Linked DNA regions of Homo sapiens: region 2 is linked to region 1. The links are chromatin contacts, found by Hi-C or POLR2A ChIA-PET in ENCODE. All regions are on one chromosome and are shown on one strand. The core of a region is the stretch at or near the end of the contact, and the rest is flanking DNA. Distances in the headings are between cores, read along the strand shown. Region 1 holds the start of PPL (periplakin). Region 2 holds the start of NAGPA-AS1 (NAGPA antisense RNA 1).

Region 1 (7,827 bases), core at 3,052-5,551:
TAGTCTACATATGGTCTCCACATCTGCCCCTTTTCCAGCTGCAGGGTCTTCCTGGTGTAGGCAGCCCTGGTTACCGGACCATCCCCCTCCAAATAGGCAGCAGTTTCTTTACAGAGCTTCTCCATTAGCAACTGTGTTGCCAAAAGCATCCCAGGATGCACACTTAGTACAAGGTCAGCAACACTGCTGCAGTGACCATCCTCAAGGCATGCTGAGCCCGGAGTAAGAGCCCACCTGTGGGGAAAGGTATGGGGAACGAGAAAGGAGAGGGTGTCCAGGCATAGGCAGACCAGGGGGCGACAGCAAGGACGCACAAGTTCCCTGGGAACCCCTCTTGGGGTATGGGGAAGGGGTCTGTGTGCTGAGCCAGCTCCATGTTGAGTTCAGGCTTCTGCGGGTGCAAGGTGACTCCCCGCACACCTGTGTTCTGAAACCCCAGCTCCTCTCTAACACCTGCTCCCAATATCAGCTGGCTGGAGGAAGCATCCCTTCGGGGCCCTGAGATCTAGGCAAGGAAGTCACTTTTGGACGAGGGAGGGCATTGTCATGCCCTTACCTGCCAATGAGAAATGCCCACCTGGGGGCGGCACCCGAAACTGAGCCAGGCAGAGCCGAGTTGGGGAAGGACTGGGTTTGCTGGGGAGGTCTGTTCAGGGCTGTCTGCCTGAGCAGCTGGGAGGCTGCACACACTGAGGCCTCAGACCACCCAGGGAAGCTTGTCCAGATTTCAGATTCTTAGGCCCCTCCCTCTTCAGACCCCCCCAATCAGGATGTCAAGGGTCCCAGGGCCCCAGAATATGCCTTTTACAAACTCCTGTAGAGATTCTAAGGTGCAACAATGTTAGAACCACCGCCTCTCCCAGGGTCTTTCTCCCCCATATGTCCCCAGACCCCTTCAAGGAGTTCACAATTTGGCCGGCGCAGGGACTGACGCCTGCAATCCCAGCACTTTGGGAGGCTGACGCAGGTGGATTGCTTGAGCCTGTAGGAGTTCAAGACCACCCTGGGCAACATAGTAAGAGCCCATCTCTACAAAGAATTTTAAAAATTAGCCAGGCGGCCGGGTGCAGTGACTCACACCTGTAATCCCAGAACTTTGGGAGACCAAGGCAGGCAGGTCATCTGAGGTCAAGAGTTTGAGCCGTCTCTACTAAAAATACAAAATTTAGTTGGCCATGGTGGCACGTGCCTGTGATCTCAGCTACTCGGGAGGCTGAGGCAGGAGAATCCCTTGAACCAGGGAGTCGGAGGTTGCAGTGAGCCGAGATTGCACCACTGCACTCCAGCCCGGTGGTAGAGTGAGACTCCTTCTAAAAAAAATAAATTAAAGGCCGGGCGTGGTGGCTCACGCCTGTAATCCTAGCACTTTGGGAGGCCGAGGTGGGTGGATCACAAGTTCAGGAGATCAAGACCATCCTGGCTAACATGGTGAAACCCCGTCTCTCCTAAAAAATACAAAAAATTAGCCAGGCGTTGTGGCGGGCGCCTGTAGTCCCAGCTACTTGGGAGGCTGAGGCAGGATAATGGCATGAACCCAGGAAGCGGAGCTTGCAGTGAGCCGAGATCATGCCACTGCACTCCATCCTGGGCGACAGAGCAAGACTCTGTCTCAAAAAAAATTAAATAATTAATTAATTAATTAAAAAAATTTAAAAAGGCCAGGCACAGTGGCTCACAGCTGTAATCCCAGCACTTTGGGAGGCTGAGGCAGGCAGATCACAAGGTCAGGAGTTCAAGACCAGCTTGGCCAACATGGCAAAACTCTGTCTCTACTAAAAATACAAAAATTAGCAGGGCGTGGTGGCAGCAGGAGAGTTGCTTGAATCCAGGAGGCAGAGGTTGCAGTGAGCCGAGAGTGTGTCATTGCACTCCAGCCTGGGCGACAAGAGCCAGACTGTCAAAAAAAAAATAATAATTAATTAATTTAAAAAAAATTAGCCAGGCATGGTGGTGCACACCTGTGGTCCCAGCTACTTGAGAGGGAGGCTGAGAAGAGACAACGGCTTCCGTCTGGGAGGTCAAGGAAGGCTGCAGTGAGCCATGATCACGCCACTGCACTCCAGCCGGAGCAACACAGCAAGACCCTATCTCCAAAAAAAAAGAAAGAAAAAGAAAAGTTAACGTGTTTTTGTTTTTGTTTTTGTTTTTTGACGAAGTCTCACTCTGTCGCCCAGGCTGGAGTGCAGTGGCACGATCTCAGCTCACTGTGACCTCCCAGGCTGGAGTGCAGTGGCGTGATATGAGCTCACTGCAACCTCCCCTTCCCAGTTTCAAGAGATTCTCCTGCCTCAGCTTCCCAAGTAGCTGGGACTACAGGCAGGCGCCACCACGCCCAGCTAATTTTTTATTTTTAGGAGAGACGGGGTTTCACCATGTTGGTCAGGCTGGTCTTGAACTCCTGACCTCAGGTGATCCCCCTGCCTCGACCTCTCAAAGTACTGGGATTACAGGAGTGAGCCACCGCGCCCATCCAAGTTAACATTTTTAATATGTGTCCCCTGCCCCGGGACCTGAAAGCTCCCAAAGAGAAAGCCCCTTTTGTGTTGTTCTTTTCCCTTTTCTCATCCGTGTACAACAAGCAGAGCCAGGCACACTGAGGCTGTGAGAGTGATGGGAAACATGTGTTGAATGAGTAAATGACTCCACTGAGCAATACATCCTCCCCCAGAAAAATGCACATTTGGACACACACATTTTGAAAGCAACTTTAGGGCTGGGTGCAGTGGCTCACACCTGAAATCCCAGCACTTTGGGAGGCCAAGGTGGGAGGACTGCTTGAGCCCAGGAATTCAAGACCAGCTTGGGCAACACAGCGAGACCCCATCTCTACAAAAAACATATATAAATATAAAGGTTTTAAAAATTAGCCAGGCGTGGTGGTGGACACCTGTGGATCCAGCTACTCGGGAAGCTGAGGTGGGAGGATTGCTTGAGCCCCAAAAGTCAAGGCTGCAGTGAGCTATGATTGTGCCAATGCACTCCAGCCTGGGCAACTGAGTCTCAAAGAAGAAAGAAGAAAGAAAGCAAGAAAGCAAGAAAGGAAAGAGAGAGGAAGGAAAGAAGGAAGGCAGGCAGGCAGGCACAACTTTAGGAGGAATCACACCTCTATTTACGCCTAGTGGTCCATTATTGGAACGTGACGCCTGTGGGAGTTATCTCCTACTGCTCAAGGTCACTGCCAAGGTATGATTTATCAATTCAAAAAATTGCAACCTCAGGCATAAATGGGTTAAGCCCACCCATAGAAGCCCCATTAAGAATAAGGTTGGCTGGGCACGGTGGCTAATATCTGTAATCCCAGCACTTTGGGAGGCTGTAGGCCGGCAGATCACTTGAGCACAGGAGTTCAAGACCAGCCTGGGCAACATGGTGAAACTCTGCCTCTACAAAAATTTTTAAAAATTAGCCAGGTGTGGTGGTGTGTGCCATCCGGGCTTCAGGTCAGATTAGGTTTCTGTCTAAGGGCAGCCTCCTCCACTGGCACACAGTCTGGGCCAGGACATGCTGGCAGAATTGTGCAACGTCGTTGTTCTGAGCCGCAATCGAGCAGCTTTTATGACCAGCTATGAAGCGCTCTTCTAGTGCCAGGGCCTGGAGTTATTGAAGTTTCAAAGGAGTTTTTGTCCACCCGAGATGGCAAGCGGAGAGCAGATTCAGGCCAGGGCACTGCGCTCAGCGCTTTGCGTGCATTACCTGCAGGGACATCCCCACAGGCCTTTCGGATGGGGTGGTGGTTATCACCGTTTGACAAAGAAGTAAACTGTGGCTGGGAGCAGTAAAACACCTTGCCCAGGAGTGTCAGCCAACCTGGGGGTGGCAGGGCTTGAACTCAGGCCGGCGCCCTCGGCAGTTCAGCCCCCTTCCCTCAATTGCCACCATCTGAGTGCAATTCGCTAGCTACTAGGGCACATGAATCCGTGCGGGTCTCTGCCGCACCTGTCTTGCGGGGCCCAGCTGGGTGTCCGCCAAAGCACCAGGAGCGCCGAGTTCCGCGGTAGCGCAGAACCAGGTGAAGGCCTCGGCCAGAGGCGCGCCGGGCCCGAGGAGGGTGGGGCTGCGAGCGCTCGCCCCGGCGGCCTTTGCGCCCCAGTGCCTGCCCGGCCTCCGGAGTCCCCCGGCTGGGGGTGGGCGGCGTCCGGCCAAGACCCAGTGTCCCCACCCCCGCGTCCAAGCCCCGCCCGCGCGGTGGCCCCTCCTCGGGAAGGTAAGCACCACCTTCTCGGGGAGCGGCCCGCAGAGCCAGTGGCCGGCGGGCGCCCCGCCCCCAGCGAGTAGGGACCCGGAGCCACTGCCGCGCCGCAGTCCGGGCTCCCCGCGCCGCCGCTCGCTCACCTGCGCTCCCGCCCGCCCCTCGGTGCGCGCCCGGCCCGCCAGCCGCCGCCGCCCGCACCCCGAGCGCCACCATGAACTCGCTCTTCAGGAAGAGAAACAAAGGCAAATACAGCCCCACTGTGCAGACCCGGAGGTGAGGAGGCGCCCACAGCTCCGCTCCGGGACGCTCTTGCCCCTGTGGGCGCACAGGACCTGGAAGACCTCCCGGGCAGTGTAGGAATGGGGGGTACGGGGGTCCAGGAACCGGGAACTGAACCCGGAGTGCGGGACTCTCGGGAACGCGGGACCGAGGCCACCCTGAAGCTGGGAAGCGCCGCCAGGTGGGAAGGGACTGGCTGGGGTCCCCGAGGGGGAGCATAACACAGGGGACTCCGGGAGCCCAGGGAGCATTGCCTTGAGGGCCTAGGGCACGGGCAGCTGAGCTGGGGGTACAGGGCACCCCCGTGTCCCAGGGTCGCTCTTGCGCAGAGGGTCGCACAGGACCGGGAATAGTCACCTGGATGAGGGGGCGGAGTTTTTGGAGGACCGGGCACTCAAGGCGGGGTCGCTGCGGGCGACCCAGGAAGCTCCGTCCAGGGGGCGCCCTGAGGCAGGGAAACTGAGCTGGCGTCGGGGGGCGCTCTCCAGCGCCTCTGAGACCGCGCAAGTGTTCCTGGCGTCGGGGAGGCGAGGGATGGGTGTCCGGAGGGGGCGGGCCACCCGCCGCTGCACTTCCCGGCACCTGCCACCCTGCGCGCCAGAGCCGCGCCCGGAGGCCCTGGGGGGTGTGGGGTCGGGTCGAGGGGCACAGGGGGAGGCACCCCCTTACCTCCCCACCCTCTGGGTTCTGAGCGGAGGTTGGGCGGCTTCGGGGCCTCCTCTTCGAAGCTCGGTTTCGCAGGGGTGTGGCTCCCTGCCCCCACCCCAGCCCCGAAACTGGCGGCGTCTCTGAGCCGCGGGTTCCCAGGGCGGCCTGGGAGGGGAATGGCATGTCTTGATGTGTTTGCAGGGAGAAGCAGCCCACGTCCCTTTTGATAAGCCTAATGTGTTCACTTAATAACCGGTTTAGGGGAGCCTGGTGGAGATGCTGAGATTGACGGAGGGGGTGGGAATCCAGCCCCTGCCTTATATCCCCACTTCGGAAAATAGAGTGGGGGCTCTGGGCTAGCAAGGACCATTTTGCCAGCTTCTCGGACAAGAGGCTTCAGGCAGGTGAGGGGCCCGCACATTACATGGCTCTCCTGTCTGGGAGTTCTGCCCCCAAGCTGCTCTCACTGGGAGCCCCCACTGTGCCCTCAAGCAGCTCCTCACTTCTTCCCTAGGCAAGGAGAGGCCTCTGGGCCCAGGGCTCCCACTCAACCCCTGCAGTCCGGCCTAGGCCGACCAGTCGGACAGGTGCAGGCGGCGGGGCCCTAGCACGCTGGAGTGCGACACTCCATTCCGGGGCCTTCCAGCCCTTTCAGAAACCCCCCTGCCCTGTGATCCCACCCACCCGTATCTCCGTTTGGGCTCTTTCAAGCTCAGAGGCATTACCCGCCTTTAGAGATTTCCCCACCCCTCCCCTATCTTTCACAACCCCAGAGACTGGGCAGGGCCTGCACACCCCTCCTCCATGGCTGCGTCCAGCTGGCACTCAGACCCAACCAGAGGCCCGTCCAGTCCCTGCACTGTTCCCTGGGGCATTGCACAATTGGATGCTCCGTGCCAGCCGTGGAGAACCGTTCTGTCCTCTCCACCCCAGAGACTAGACCCATCCAGTCCTTCACACATGCAGACACCCACATACCAGTGGTGGGGCCAGGCCTCGCCCCGCCCTCTGCCTCCTCCCAGCCTCCCTCCTTCGTGCAGCTCTCCATCCTGAAGGCCCCAGCTTGGACCTAACAAAAGGTTCTAATGAACCCAGACAAGCTGGGAGGGGTGCGGGCTTTCCCAGAAGCATGAGGATGAAAGGCATCCCATCCTTTATAGCTGCAGGGACTGGGAGGGTCTGGGGTGGCAAAGATTTGGGGTCCTGCCACTCTCTGTATATCTGGCCCAAGGCAGCCACGGTCTGTCCTAGGCTGATAGCCATTGGTCCCAGATCTCCATTTAGACGTCTCTTTCTCCAGGAAGCCCTCCTGATTCTCTCCCCAGCCTGGGGTGCAAGACCATTCCTTTGAGCCTTGCCACCCCAGCACAGAATGAGCACAGCCACAGCCCTGAGCAGATGTCAGATGCCTCCCCGGGTGGTCTCCAAGCCCAGTGCATCCCTCTGCCCCCTCCCCTTAGTGGGGACTAGTTCGCAGACTGGATTGTGGGGTGGGGGTAGCCCTGTACCCCATCCTCTCAAACGCATCTCTTGAACATTGCCTGATGCCCAGCCAGCCCCATAGCAAGTGTCTTGGTGGGGGGGTGGAGGGGACAGACTTGCGGCTCTAGGCTGTGGTCGCTGGTCACAGGGAGTGGATCCCCAAGTTATTCCTTCACTCTGAGTTTTCCAGGGGCCCGCTCCATTGTCTGGGGGAGGACAAAATTGCTGGTGAGATTCAGCATGGGGGGCAGTAGGAGCTCCAGCACTGAGAGCAGAATGCCTCACTGTTGATCCTGGCATCTCCACCCTGGAGCCTCTCGAAGCCTTGTTTTCCCTTTCTGCACAGCACGGGTGGTAATACTGAGTGTCTCATGCATAGGGCTGCTGGGAGGAGCAGTGCTGTAGCACACAGGAGGTGCCCGGATGAGGGTAGCAGCCCTTTCCGAGCCCAGGGGACCCAGGAGCCCCAAGTGGTGACTTTCATACCCAAGGTAGTCAGGCCTTTGGACTACAAAGTGTGGATTAGTGAACGGAACACCCCACCGAGAAAGCCACCCCTTCCAGTTTGTCTGCCTTTTAGCAGCTGAAGCTGGGGAGGGCCGGGACAGGGTGTGAACCCCGTTGCTCCCGTTGCCCGGGTTCCTAATGACAGGTGTGGGAGTTGATGTTCACACCTGAGCTAATGACAGAGTCAGGCCAGATGGTGCAGGTGACCGAGGACAGCCTCCAGCCTAGTAGAGAGGCCCTGGAGGAGACCCGCTGCCACCCTCCTGGCTGTGCGACCTCAGAGGAGCTGCTTGGCTTCTCTGAGCCTGTTTTCTCACCTGTGGGATGGGAATAAGCACGGTGCCTGCCTGGCGATGTTGGCTCAGGATTAAATGAAATAATGCAGGGGAAAGGTTGTGAATGATAAGCGGCCGCAGGTAATAGCATCTGTGACGATTACAGTTATTAAGCAAATGCGGGCAAGCTAGCTGTGGTGTACCCAGGGTTAAACTTGATATCATGGTGGACAGGCTGTGCACTGCACAATTCCATAGGCACTGTTGCTGGGTTTTAGCACGTGGTCGTGGAGGAGACGTGGACAACCTCCCTGCACTTGAGTCGCTGGCAGTCACATCACAGAGATAAGATGGAGTTAAGCTTCAGTACATGTATGGTTACATGAGCGTCGGACTGATGGGGCCAGGCAGGAGCAATGGAGCATAGAGCCGGACAGATGAGGT
Region 2 (7,827 bases), core at 1,948-4,447, 97 kb before region 1:
ACACCTGCAACATCCTTCTCTCGCAGTCCTGCCCTTTGCTTCTTGCATTCATCACATAACTGTTTCATGTCTGTTTCCCCTTGAAAAGCTAAGCTCCATGAAGGCAGGGATCAGCTGCAACGGAGCACATACGAGGTGCTCAGCCTGTTGAACACACAAATGATGGTAGAACTCAAATGAGGATGCTAAGAGGGGACAAAAGTATTCCAGGCTGAAGAGCAAAAAAGAAAACCCTTGGCTTCTTAGCAGCTTTGGCTAGAACTGTGGATATGGGCTGCTCTGTTCAAATGCAGAATTTCTGTGGCACCCGTTATGTGCTTAGAAAAACTTGGCAAAGGAGTAGCAAACCTCAAAGTAGGGAGAAAACCAAAGTCAGAACTTGCCAAAGACTGCCTGTTCCTGCAACTCCTAACTGAGGCAGAAAAAAAGAGCGCTTCCGGAGGCAGGGAGTAGGCGTCAGGCCTGGGCTCCTCTGCTGGTTATTTTTAGCAGCCCAATGCAAAGCTCAGAAAGATATACTCCCTTCACATCAATATATTGGTCATTTAAGCCTCTAGGAGGAGCAGTCATTTTGTACATGGTTAAAGTGAACTAGGAGCGTCAGAGCTGTTCCCGGGACCCCTTTGAGGTCCCTGAATTGTATTAGTTTCCAAAAGCAAGGCATCAGCATGGCCATGTTCTCTGTCAAAGCTCAAGAGTCTCTCCCACGCCTCTCTCCTAGCTCTTGGTGGCTGCTAGCCTTCTTTGCATTCTTTGACTTATGACTGCATCAGTCCAATCTCTGCCTGTGTTCATATGAGCTTCTTTCCTCTGTGTGTATTTGTGTCTTTTACAAGAACACCAGTCAGATTGGATTCAGGGCCCACCCTACTCCAGAATGACCTCATCTTAACTAATTACATCTGCAAAGACCCAATTTCCAAACAAGTTCACATTCTGAGGTTCTGGTAAGGACATGAGTTTGGGGGGACACTCTCTAACTGAGTTCACTAACCCTCACCGTGGACTGGCTCAAAGGAGCAGTGGCTCAAAGAGGGGCCTGAGATCAAGCACCAGAAGTGCTGACTGTGGATGAAAAGGGGCTGGCCTGGCCCCTATCTGTGTCCCCCCATACCTGTGGTAGTGAGGGAGAAGGAAAAGAAAAATCCGTTGGGGAAAATTCTGACCTCAGAAGTGGCCTGCCTGAAAAGTCATAGAAACTGGCAAAAATAAAGCAACCTGGGAAAAAACTCAGGCTGGACCTGCACGGAGATAAGCAGACAGGGTCCAGCGCAGAAGCCCTTTGTTCTTTGCATAATTAGCAGGCTCCCGGGAAAAAGTTTCCTCTCCTTTTCAGGCATATACACAGTGGGCTCCATGGAAACCGGCACAGGGAGGAGGGGGCCTTATCTAAAACAAACCCACAGTTACACAAACAAGAGAAGCAGCGATTTGCACTTGCCTAGAGACATACCCACAGCTGCATAACATAAGGGGAGCTGCACAGGCAGTTTTACTGGTAAGAAGTTACTCAGTTACCAGGAGGAGAGCAGTGTCCTATAAAAGTTTTTTGCGGCCAGGCACAGTGGCTCACGCCTGTAATCCCAGCACTTTGGGAGGCGGAAGGAGGCGGATCACCTGAGGTCAGGAGTTTGAAACCAGCCTGGCCAACATGGTAAAATTTCGTCTCTACCCAAAATACAAAAATTAGCAGGGCGCAGTGACGTGTGCCTGTAATCCCAGCTACTCGGGAGGCTGAGGCAGGAGAATCATTTGAACCCAGGAGGCAGAGGTTGTTGAGGTTGCAGTGAGCCAAGATCGCACCATTGCACTCCAGCCTGGGTGACAAGAGCAAAACTCTGTCTTAAAAAAAAAAAAAAAAAAAGCTTTTTGCATTCAGCTGTAACCCGACAATCCACTCGGACTCCCGTCTCCACTTTGGAGAGCTTTCTTCTTTCCCTTATTAAACGTTCGCTCCAACCCCACCCTTGTGTCCACGCTCCTTAGTTTTCTTGGAGGTAGGACAAAGAACCCCGGGACTAGTTCAGACAAGGAGAAACTGCTATATTAAGGTGCACTGGCAAGACCGCAACAGTATCAAGCCAATTAGACTTGCCGTGGCTCCTGGAATGGCCCACGCACTGCACTGGCACCAAGACACCACCCAACCCTGGACACTGCACTGGGACAGGAGGCCTGAAGAGAAGAATCCTCTCAAAGGAAGCTTGAAGTACATGCTACAAAATAAACTGGCTTCTATACTCAGGGCCAGCTTCATGGGCTCACTCAGAAGGTCCCTGGCTTGCTGCAACCATTTGCTCTGACCATCTTGAAATTCTTAATAGTTTTCTGGGTTTTTTAGTAAGTGTCCCCACGTTTTCATTTTGCATTGAGTCACACAAATCATGTAGCTGGGCTGTCTTCAAAAATGTCAAGGTAGTAAAAGACAAAAGGCTGAGGAGCCTTCCAGATGAAGAGATCAAAGAGACATGACAACTAAAAGCAACTCCTGGGTTACAGGGTCAGGGGCGGACAAAAAGGAAAAGAAAAAAAAAGACATTAGAGGGACAATTGAAGGTTAGCTGTGGATGACATCACAGAAATGTCAATGGGAGTTGTCCTAATGATATTTGCCCTGTGGTTAAGAAAATGCCCTTGTTCTTAGGAGATTCATGGCGAGGTATGGGGTAAAGGATCATGACATCTGCAATTTGGTTGCCATTGGTTCAGGAAAAAAAAAAAACAAAGTACAAATGATTGAGTAAATCAGGCAAGCCTAAACCACTGCTAAACATGAATAACAGTTCTACGAGAGTTCTTTATGCTCTCCTTGCAACTTCCTGTAGGTTTGAGATTACCTGGAGATAAAAAGTTAACATCACCAGCACCGCCCGCCAGCCCGCCAGCCGAAAAGAGCGCAGGTAATTCAGTCCGAGCTGAAAGCGGCCACCCTGGGACTTGAGTCACGTGAGGCGAGCCCACATGACCCGAGGCCCCGGTCCAATATGGCGACCTCCACGGGTCGCTGGCTTCTCCTCCGGCTTGCACTATTCGGCTTCCTCTGGGAAGCGTCCGGCGGCCTCGACTCGGGGTGAGTGCAGCTCCCTGGGCCAGCCTGGTTCGGGGGGTCCCCCCTGTCCTCCGAGCTCACGAGGACAGCCCCCTGAGCTCACGGCCGCCCGTCCCCGCAGGGCCTCCCGCGACGACGACTTGCTACTGCCCTATCCACGCGCGCGCGCGCGCCTCCCCCGGGACTGCACACGGGTGCGCGCCGGCAACCGCGAGCACGAGAGTTGGCCTCCGCCTCCCGCGACTCCCGGCGCCGGCGGTCTGGCCGTGCGCACCTTCGTGTCGCACTTCAGGGACCGCGCGGTGGCCGGCCACCTGACGCGGGCCGTTGAGCCCCTGCGCACCTTCTCGGTGCTGGAGCCCGGTGGACCCGGCGGCTGCGCGGCGAGACGACGCGCCACCGTGGAGGAGACGGCGCGGGCGGCCGACTGCCGTGTCGCCCAGAACGGCGGCTTCTTCCGCATGAACTCGGGCGAGTGCCTGGGGAACGTGGTGAGCGACGAGCGGCGGGTGAGCAGCTCCGGGGGGCTGCAGAACGCGCAGTTCGGGATCCGCCGCGACGGGACCCTGGTCACCGGGTGAGGAGGCAGGGAGCCCCGTGCTGTCGAGGGCAGAGGGCCTGAGATTTGGGTTGTAGCCGTGCCTCCGTGTTCAAGTCACTTAACCAAGCTGAGCCCCTGTTTCCTCCTCTGCAGAATGGGGATAGGAATCGCTTCCTTGCAGAGTTTATTCATCATCCAGTATCATTGAGCACTTGCTTGTATCAGGCAATGTGCCGCGCCCCGGTGAGATAGCCGTGAACAACACAGTCTTTGCCTTAACAGCCCTCCCCCATTACTAGAAAAATCAACAAAAGCCGGGTAAATAGCTAACATACATTCTGATTGCTGTGTGTGCAGCAAAGCAACCAACGGGGTGAACCCGTTGTAAATAGTGTTGATTTTAGGGAGGGTGATCTGGAACACGCCTCTCCGAGGTGACCTTTGAGTGGGAACTTGAAGATGAATCACTAAGTGAGCCAAGGTCAGAACTGGAGGAAGAGCGTTTCAGTCCAAAGGAACCCCACGCACAAAGGCTCAGAGGCTCAGGGGGGCTTGTGTGTATGAGGGACTGAAAAAGGAGTGGGGTGTCAGAAACATCAACTCATCAAGACTGATGATTTTTTTTTTTTTGAGACAGAGTCTTGCTCTGTTGCCCAGGATGGAGGGCAGTGGCATGATACCGGCTCACTGCAACCTCTGCCTCCCGGGTTCAAGCGATTCTCCTGCCTCAGCCTCTGGAGTAGCTGGGACTACGGACGTGTGCCACCACGCCCGGCTGATTTTTGTATTTTTAGTAGAGACGGGATGGGGTGGGGAACGGGGGAGTGGGTTCACCATATTGGCCTGGCCGGTCTCGAACTCCTGACCTCAAGTGATCCACCCACCTCAGCCTCCCAAAGTGCTGGGATGACAGGTGTGAGCCACCACGCCCTGGCAAGATTGATGATTTGAATTATTTAAAATTATCTTAAAAATTATTTGAGTCTCAAAAAAAAAGTATTTGTTGATGATAAAGCTTGTTCTGATCCTGAGTGGGACCAGGTGGGAGAGAGCAGTGGAGAAACAAGGAAGCCAATGAAGGGCCGTAACAGGGATCAAGTGGTAGTTGGGCTGGGTATGGCCTGGGGATTGAGGGCCATAGATGGATTTGAGCTCTGTTGGGGGATGGTCATTTCTGTTAAATGAAACAGACTGTTTGCAAAGGCTTGTGGGGATTGTATTGTCAGAACCCTGTCCAGCTTCAGCTCTGACAACAGGGAGATTCCTAGGGCTGTTAAGTTGTCCCAGCTACACTCAGGCCCCAGGAGGTTCCTGGGGCATGAGGGGGAATCTAGCAGCCAGGTTGGGATGGCTAGGGAGAAAGAGCCTGACTATCTGCAGTTGCCCCTGCTGGTGAGTGAGCTTCCCACCTTCCCCGGATCCAGGTACCTGTCTGAGGAGGAGGTGCTGGACACTGAGAACCCATTTGTGCAGCTGCTGAGTGGGGTCGTGTGGCTGATTCGTAATGGAAGCATCTACATCAACGAGAGCCAAGCCACAGAGTGTGACGAGACACAGGAGACAGGTTGGATGGGGAGGCTGTTGGCAACAACCCTCTCGAGAACCAGGACCAGTGGGCTGGGCGGAGCTGTTCTTAAGTCTTTCAACAAGTATTGAGCAGCTACTTTGTGCCCAGCACTATTCTGGGTACTGGGGATTCATGGGGAGGAAGATAGGCTTATATTGAATATATAGGACAAAAAATAGTTATAGAATATGCTGAAAAGAATTGATAAGTGCTCAGAAACAAAAATAAAGTTAGGGGAAAGGGGAGAGATGGGGACCGGAGCTGTGGGTACAGGAAGAGAAAAGTGAAGAGAAAAAAATCTTCATGGACCTGCAACATCGGCGTGGCCCAGGAGCTTGTTTCAAAGCCCCACACCCTCAGACCTGCAGAATCAGAGGCAAGGCCCAAGAGTCTATGTTTTAACGGGCCTCCATGGTGACTCTGACCGACACTCAAGGTTGAGAACCACTGGGATGCAGAATACTGGGATGGGGACAGGATACCATGACCATTTTAGAGTGGGCAGTAAGCTAGGTGTGGTGGCTAACACCTATAATCCCAGCACTTTGGGAGGCCGAGGCGGGAGGATCGGTTGAGCCCAGGAGTTCAAGACCTGCCTGGGCAACATAGTGAGACCTATCTCTACAAAAAAAAAAAATACAAAAATTAGCCAGGCATGGTGGTGTGTGCCTGTAGTCCCAGCTACTTGGGAGGCTGAAGCATGAGAATTGCTTGAACCTGGGAGGTGGAGGTTGCAGTGAGCTGAGATCATGCCACTGCACTCCAGCCCGGGCAACACAGCGAGACTCTTTGTCTCAAAAAAAAAAAAAGAGTGGGCGGTCAAGGAAGGCCTCACTAAGGAGGTGATCTGACAAAGGAGCAAGCTAGAGAAAAGCACAGTTCCCAGCCAGAGGGAACAGGAAGTGCAAAGTGGCTGCAGGGTGGTGAGGGGACACCCAGGAGCTGAGGCAGGAGGAGGAAGAGGCTGGGGAGGGCATGCTGGCTCTTTGGATTTTGTTCTAAGAACAGGGGAAACCATTAGAGGGTCTTCACCTGGAGGCTGGCATAGCTTGGTTTACCTGTAAGAAGAGACCCCCCGGCTGCCCTGGGGAGACTGGGATGTGCAGAGGGGAGGCAGGGAGACGAGCAAGGAGGCTGCTGTGCTTCCCAGGGAGGTACCAGGTAGCTCAGACCAGTGGGAAGTGGAGTTAGGCAAGAAGCAGGAGGCCTCCCAAGGGGCGGTGATCAGCCAGGCTGCTTTTCCTTCAGGTTCCTTTAGCAAATTTGTGAATGTGATATCAGCCAGGACGGCCATTGGCCACGACCGGAAAGGGCAGCTGGTGCTCTTTCATGCAGACGGCCAAACGGAGCAGCGTGGGTGAGTCCTGGGAGCTGAGGCCCCCCGGCCGGGGCTCAGTCCTGCTAGGAGGAACGTTGACCCAATGACAGCCACCCTCTGACTCTACCTGCTTTCTGGGATGTTGACACCTATCTGTCCCCCCTCCCAGGGCCCCCTCACCTTCCCACAGGATGAGGGTTCTGAGATCTTTGCCGATTCCAAGAACTCATCATCTTCAGCTTTAGGCCTCACCTTTCCTGAACCCTAGATAGGATACAAGGAAATGGTCACAAAGTGAGCAGGGAGAAGATCTTGGTTCCAATCCCAGCTTAGCCATCGATGACTTGTCTACCCACCTATGCCGTAGACAAGTCCCTCGGCCTCCCTGAGCCTCATTTCTAGCCCCTGTAAAGAGAGTGTTTTGGTTTGCTCTGGTTGCATAACCAGCACAAATTTAGCAACACTCAGCAGGGAATGTTCTTTTGTTTGTTTGTTTCTTTGAGACAGGGTCTTACTCCGTCGCCCAGGCCAGAGTGCAGTGGTGCAATCTCAGCTCACTGCAACCTCTACCTCTCAGGTTCAGGTGATCCTCCCACCTTAGCCTCCCAGGTAACTGGGATTACGGGCACCCGCCACCACACCCAGCTAATTTTTGTATTTTTAGTAGAGATGGGGTTTCATCATGTTGGCCAGGCTGGTCTCGAACTCCTGACCTCAGGTGATCCATCTACCTCGGCCTTCCAAAGTGCTGGAATTAACAGGCGTGAGTCACCGCACCTGGCTAATTTTTGTATTTTTAGTAGACACAGGGTTTCATCATGTTGGCCAGGCTGGTCAACTTGGAATGTTCTATGTTCAGGGTGTCCCATGGACAAAACCAAGATGCTGGTTAGGCAGGGCTCTTCTCTTATCTGGAAAGAATCCTCTTGTTTAGGTTGTTGGAAGAATCCCCGTCGCCTCCTCAGTTGTGACTGAGGTCTTGGTTTCCCTGCTGGCCGCCATCTGGGGCCTCAGCTCCTTCAAGCTGCCCAGGTTCCTTCCCATGTGTGTCCTCTCCCCCAGTTGTCCGGCCACCCTCTCATCCCCCTCGTATTTCAAATCTCACTTCCTATTCTGTCACCAGCCAGAGAAGGCTCTCTGTGTTGAACACTCCTGTGATTCCAGTGGCTGCACCCAGATCCTCCGGGCCGTTTCCCCTCCCTTAAGGATTCCTATGCCATGTAACAGCACAGGCATGGGTGTGATCTCACGTGTTCACAGCTTCCGGGGGCTAGGATGAGACATGCTTGGGGGCGGGGGCCACTTAGAAATGTGCCTGCACTGTGGGCGTGATGCTCTGCACTGTGGAAGGA

What was found. A loop is a pair of places that touch in the nucleus more often than their neighbours do. ChIA-PET counts read pairs that join two places held with the same protein, here RNA polymerase II (POLR2A). Pooled maps may share reads with other maps.
Region 2: a loop to region 1 is called in a pooled map, with 2.0 times the contacts of the local background. The contact joins the promoter of NAGPA-AS1 here to the promoter of PPL in region 1. A Hi-C loop is called at or near these places in 1 of 50 pooled maps. POLR2A ChIA-PET finds 5 or more read pairs at or near these places in 5 of 52 experiments (HEK293T, HepG2, MCF 10A and 2 more).

Annotation. Positions count from the first base shown.
Region 1 is chr16:4,933,622-4,941,448 of GRCh38, reverse strand. PPL (periplakin) reads left to right here and starts at 4,301. Exons shown (of 22, transcript NM_002705.5): 1 at 4,301-4,465. The coding sequence starts at 4,404. RefSeq lists a silencer at 3,959-4,358.
Region 2 is chr16:5,029,072-5,036,898 of GRCh38, reverse strand. NAGPA-AS1 (NAGPA antisense RNA 1) reads right to left here and starts at 3,197. Exons shown (of 2, transcript NR_038913.1): 1 at 2,838-3,197. It overlaps NAGPA (N-acetylglucosamine-1-phosphodiester alpha-N-acetylglucosaminidase), which reads left to right and starts at 2,964. Exons shown (of 10, transcript NM_016256.4): 1 at 2,964-3,070; 2 at 3,171-3,626; 3 at 5,015-5,154; 4 at 6,406-6,514. The coding sequence starts at 2,985. RefSeq lists enhancers at 2,853-3,032, 3,226-3,727, 7,253-7,827.